2 separate regions of the Homo sapiens genome follow, and region 2 is linked to region 1. The links are chromatin loops, found by intact Hi-C in ENCODE. Cell type or tissue: MCF 10A. All regions are shown on one strand. Each heading gives the region's core, and the rest is flanking DNA. Links, peaks and the distances in the headings are about the cores only. Region 1 has its middle 120 kb from the start of DCLK3. Region 2 has its middle 170 kb from the start of DCLK3.

The links. Hi-C counts contacts between places; a loop is a spot of excess contacts. Peaks named below come from ENCODE experiments on the same cell type or tissue, not always from the same donor. Only the 100,000 strongest peaks of a DNase experiment are listed, where the experiment ranks them.
Region 2: it touches region 1 in a loop (2.8-fold over the local background); 2 of 110 quality-filtered maps call a loop at or near these places.

Annotation. Positions count from the first base shown.
Region 1 is chr3:36,647,204-36,650,126 of GRCh38, reverse strand. No RefSeq gene overlaps it. Among named protein-coding and RNA genes, the nearest start is that of DCLK3, 120 kb to the left of the region's middle. In MCF 10A, for the core only: no CTCF peak of the experiment used is centred there; a DNase peak (open chromatin) is centred at 1,346.
Region 2 is chr3:36,596,192-36,599,114 of GRCh38, reverse strand. No RefSeq gene overlaps it. Among named protein-coding and RNA genes, the nearest start is that of DCLK3, 170 kb to the left of the region's middle. In MCF 10A, for the core only: no CTCF peak of the experiment used is centred there; a DNase peak (open chromatin) is centred at 1,484.

The sequences.
Region 1 (2,923 bases), core at 195-2,694:
GTAACCCCCTTTAATGATAGAAAACAACCATAGAGGCATGTCTCTCTGACGTTCTCAGTAATAACTGCAAGAATAAATGTCTACACCTACGTGTTGAGGAGGTAATGTGAGGGTGGTCTAGAGTCAAGCTGATATTTTCCACCTGAATTTAAAGATTTCCTAGAGGTCTTAGATTTTATCTTTAAATATTAATATACATTCTGTATTTTACTCCACAGTAATCCATCCTTTATTCTAATATATAAGAAATTTGAAGTTACTGCTTTTAAGTGAATTTGATGCCCCAAGAAACTCTGCTGTTTATTTTGGGCTTTAAGGAGCCTATTACCTTAAAGTTTAATACCTGAAGTTGGGTGCAATTTCTCTTTTGTTAGACATACTCTCTGTCACTTTATCTTAGAAATAGGTGCTCTGATGATTCCTGAGGAAATGGTAGCTCCTGATGAGGAGGTAATGCCAGATATGCAGCTTCCTTGGAGGTGAAGGGGAGCCCCCAAGAGTAGATGAAGAGATGAAGAGGGAGGATGGGGGTTGCTCTCAGGAGCACGGAGGCAACATGTCATACACACAGTGGCCTGGGTCCTGTTGAGGTCCAGCCTACTCAGCTCTGCCATAGCAAGAACATGGCCACTCTCACTGAAGCCAGGCATGGACCTTGGAAGAGAATCTGATTCTGGGAAATGAGGTGGGTGCAGCACAGATAATATGTAAGGATCAGTTCACCATTCTGGCTGTAATAACAGATGGAATGAGGAGAAACAGGACTTCTGTAATAACATATGGAATGAGCAGAAACAGGACATAGTCCAGGTATGTAGGGCTGTCTTGAAGGCAGTAAGAAAGCAGGGCTCAGTCTGTGTGTCACTTGGGGCCAGAGAAGAATTTCTCTCTTGGTTCTGGATACCTCAATGGAATAGAAAAACCGAAGCACTCAGGAGACCCTTACACAGGGGACCAGATGGGCAGGCTGGCCTTTGCTGGAGGATGGGATACCATCCATTTTTTGTGTAAAATCAGGGTTTCCTACTTTAAAATGAAGATCTGGAAAAGATGATTTCCCAACTCCATTGGCTGTTGACAGCCTCTGGATTTGTCTGATGTTAGGAGAACTAATCAGGATGGCATTAGGACTGAGATCAGGAACTGATGCTGTGTGCAAGGACTAATGAGGGCCAACAGAAAGGGGAAGAGGAGAGAACCAATATTAAAAGCATGAGCACAATCTTATAGGCAAAGGAGTTTGAGAGTAATCACTAGCCAAGAAGTAATAAAAAGATTACTCATAAGTGACATTTGTGGCTGTCTGTGTTGTCAAAAATATGTGCGAGTTGGCAGAGCTTTTAGCATACTTTCAGCTTGGTCAACATTTGGTTAAGACTAAAACTGTTCGGGCATAGATTTACTGTGAATGAGTCACACACAAATGAATGAGTTTGAAAAGGGGTTTAGGATTTTTCAGATGTTGATAGTTCATAGAATGGCTTGATCTTTCAAGGAGGTAGATAATTCTTCACTTTTTTTTTAATAAGAAGAAAAATGTGGGTTCCTTTTTAAGTTCCCATCCCTTATTGCTATAATTTTTAACATAAAACATATTTAGACAACTAATGATGAGAAAAAATGAGATGCATGAGGTAGGCAGTCAGAGTCTTAGGAATTCATGATTTCGTGAAATTCCTTTGAAGTCTCATAATTGCATTTCTCAATATTACATAAGAAAACTGGCTATGCAAAAAGATGCGAGAATTCTGAAGTTTTTTAGATGTAAGATAAACATTCAAATACTGTATATGACACTACGTAAAATAGTATATTTTGTTTCTAAGTCTTATGTAAAAGATTCATTTAACTAAAAATGGGATTTTTTTTGAGACAAGCATGAAAAAAAATTGTACATAAGTTCCTTGATGCTCATTGTGAATGTCTAACTGAACAATTTTCTGTGTTTTCACATTTCATTCTTTAGAAATCTAGCATCTGATTCCAGGATAAACACTGTAACCTTTATTGAGCAGAAATATTTGATGGTCCTGAAACAGCTTTCATTCTCCTCTGCAAGAGACGTCTGCTGGATGTACAGACTTTCCAGCTCACCTCTCTCAGGGCTGGCTTAAATTTGGAGAGTATGAACCATATTCCCTAAAGAAAGGTTCAAATTATATAGTTTCCTCTTTTTGCTTTCTGTAGGAAGCCAGTAAATTGCTTGTTCTGCTCTGATGTTGTGGGGAGAGGCATCATCATTGTCATTATTGTGATCATAACATCAACCTTCATAATTTTAAAAACTGGACAGATTTGTTTACTCATATGTTTATATATTGATGTAGTCTTGTGATATATGTTGACTGGTCACAAAATCAGCTTTAAGTAGTTGCTGACATCATAGGGATGATGAAAGTGTCAGGCAATTCTGCAAGCACACCAAGAGAAATATGATTGGCGCAAGGCAGAAGTCTTGAGCCAGCTCAAATGCTTTCTAAACATAAGCGGATAAATACAAGCAAACAAACAAGAGTCATAGTAGCACGAGATGTACAAAAACAAAACAAAACAAAACAAAAAACAACCCAGGGTTCTAACAGAGATAGGAAAGGTGACAGTTTCATAATATTATGTGGGGGAAACCAACTCTTAAAGTTTTTGCTAAGTAGCTGATTAATGTCACATTTAAAAAACCCAAAGAATAATTCTGCCTGAGATTGTTGCTGATATTTTCATTGTGTCAATATTTTGCTATTTCCATGCTCAAAAGAAAGCCATCTTTTAATAAACCAAAGCTACTTCCCACACTTCAATTTCAATTTGTCTTGCTCTCCTATAAATAAGATGTGACCTGAGTACTGTACCAGGAGTGAGTTTTAGCTAGAATTGAGCTTTAACACAGTCATTTGCTGCATAGCTTTTCACAAGGTAATCTTTCTGA
Region 2 (2,923 bases), core at 125-2,624, 51 kb after region 1:
AATGTCCCAATTTATTTGACCATGAAACACCCTTTTTCTTAGCAATACGCTTTTGGGAAATGCTGGGTTACACTAATTCCACTTGCTTTTATGTACATGGAATTAAGAGCCCTCCAGAAACATGATATCAATATGTAGATAATCCTACGTCTACTTTATTATTTACAAAATAATATAGCTATTCTTTTATGGAAAAGCAATTCATTTTTATTTTCTAATTTGCATAAATAAAAGGGTAGTCAAAAAGAACCTACAACCTTACGTTTGCAGATCACCATTAACACTTTGATGCAAATTCTTTCAGAAATTTAAAAAACATATATATTTATAATTACCAAAATATGAGATTATACTTTATTTTGTGTCCTGATTTTTCACTGAATAATCTATGATAGGTTTTTATTTCAAAACCATACACCCAGTAGATTATTTTTAATTATTGTTTAGATGTAATTTATTTAATTCATTCCATAGTGTTGAATATTTGCCTGCATTGTGACTATTAAAATCTTACCAGTGTTAAAAACAGTGGCTATAATAAACATTCCTGTTGCTAGGTCTTTACATATGTCCTTAAGAACATCTTTAGGATAAATCTTGGGGAAATTAATTAAACTTTGTCATTCTTCAGTTTTGTCAACTGTAAAATGGAACTTCTAATAGCATCTCTCTCAGAGAGCTGATAATGAGGGTTCAAATAAGTATTCTGTGTGTATGTTTAGATCACTGCCTAGCACTTACTCATCACTCAGGAGGTGTTGGTGATTATTATTTTATTGCCACACTTCGTAATTTGTAATCCTGCCTGGCTGTGCTCATCATTCTCTTGATTTACCTGGTTCTTCAGCAGCAGGTCAGCTGCACTGGCCCTCTCTCCCACAAGGCCATTTTCTGTGCCAAATTTAGCCTTGTCCTGTGTAAGTCCAAGTAAGTCCAAGGTCTTCAGAGGCCTGAAGAGGGAGATCTGGGGAAGTTGTGACTGTTATGGGACATACCTCAGCCTCACAAGAGTCAACAGAGACTGAGCCAATAGGATAACTCCCCAGTCAGTTCCCTATCATGATTTTTCCATTTCCCAACCCAACAACCCACAGATTTCCGAACTTATACCCTGGAAGGATAAGTATTAGGTGGGTGCCTTGCTTGCATTAGCCTCTTTCTTTGTAAAAGGAGAAATACGGTGTGTTTGTGAATACTTTTCTCATTGGTACAGAGTTCTCTTTTTCGCCACAACTGAAAAAACATAATTGGGGTGTGGAGTGAAAGGCCATTTTACCTTTAAAGCCCAGAACAATCCTGTGTTTGTTCTGGAATCTCTTCTTGTGAAATATCAGAGTTGGGGGGTCTGGGGTTGGGGCCCAGCAATTCTAGTTGTGATCAGGCTTGCTACACTGGAAACAAATGGAGGGCTGGCCCCAGGCTGGCTTTAACAAGGTGCCCTTTGGGTTGAAAAAGTCTCTTACTCACTCTCCTGGGATGACTTGTCAGAACACTGATGATGTAATCTCTCCTCTAGTGGCTCAGGTCCGCCTGGTAATCCTCTTCCCAGTGCCATTGTTTGATCAGCTTTGCTACAGCCCTTGTATTTATTCTTCCTTTAGACATAACTTCACAACATGGAGGAATTTGGATAGTGCCTCAAGTTTTTGGTCTAGCCCGTGTCTGAACTTACTTTAAACCACTTTAACACTGACCTGTTCGGCCTGGATTTGTCCCTTCAAGCTGCTGCCCCCCAGCCACCATATGACTTGTGGGAAGCCCCTCCTGTCTGAACAGAGGACCTCTTGCCTTTCTGTCCACTTGTGGTCATCCTGGCCCTTCCCCTCTTAGCTGGGAACTCTGTCCTGGGCATAAACGTTCAGCTATAGACATAGAACAACCTTAACCAGTGGCTCCAGTTCCCTTGGATCCTCCCTTTCACGCCTGCTACTCTGTGTATGATCATTTCATGCTATTTTTCCCCATGGCAGACTGGGTTAGATATCCACCTATGAGCCAGTAGTTGGTGGTCAGGGAAGCTGACAGTTTCAAATATGGCAATACCCGTGGGAATCATGTATGTGAGAGAGGGAGGAGAAGGGGGGAGTTCTGTGAAGAAGGGAGATGGTCCTTGGCAGATCATCCCTTATTGATCATTATAGTGATAAACTTTTAGATTGGCAGGAAAACAGGTGCTAGATATTAGTCATCTTTTGCTGCAGTAACAAACAACTCAATTATCAACAGAATAAAACTAAACACTTATTTCTTTCTGACATTACATGAAATCCACAAATTGGCTGTGATTGTGGAGACCTTTCCTGGCTTCCAGGCATCTTCTCATCCCAGGACTCAGGCTAAAGGAGTAGCCCCTATTTTTCATACTGCTCTTGTAGAAAAAGGCAAAAATGCAAGAGGCTAATCTGGCTGAATAAGCACATTTAAAGTTTCTGCTCACATGTGGCAAATCTCATGTTTGTCCACATTCCACTGTCCCACAGCAGTCATGTGGCCAACATGAGGGGAGGGGCCCAGGAGGACTGCAAGTAGAGTAAAGAAGTGTATCCTGCCAACTTGGGAGCACTCAATGTCATGTGGCAAAGGTTGTTGATGAGTGATCGTCATTATTCATTACAGGGGAGGGAGCAGGAGGTGTGAGTTAATGGGAGTAAGGGCAGGACAACGCATGGAGACTTTAAAATAACTTGGCACTTAAGGAAATGGAGTTGTGGTAAATTGTGAGGGTGGTAGATCAAAGTGGCGTATTTTTCCCCCAGTGGAGAATTTTCTGCACAGAGGTGCAAGAGAAGCCACAAGAGAGAATATAATAACTTAATACTTTTAGCCTACATTCATTGAGAGATTACTCTGTGTGGTCACTTTACATTTGTCAACAGTCTTCAAGAACTTCATGAGGCAGGTACTGTCATTATTTCTATTTTAG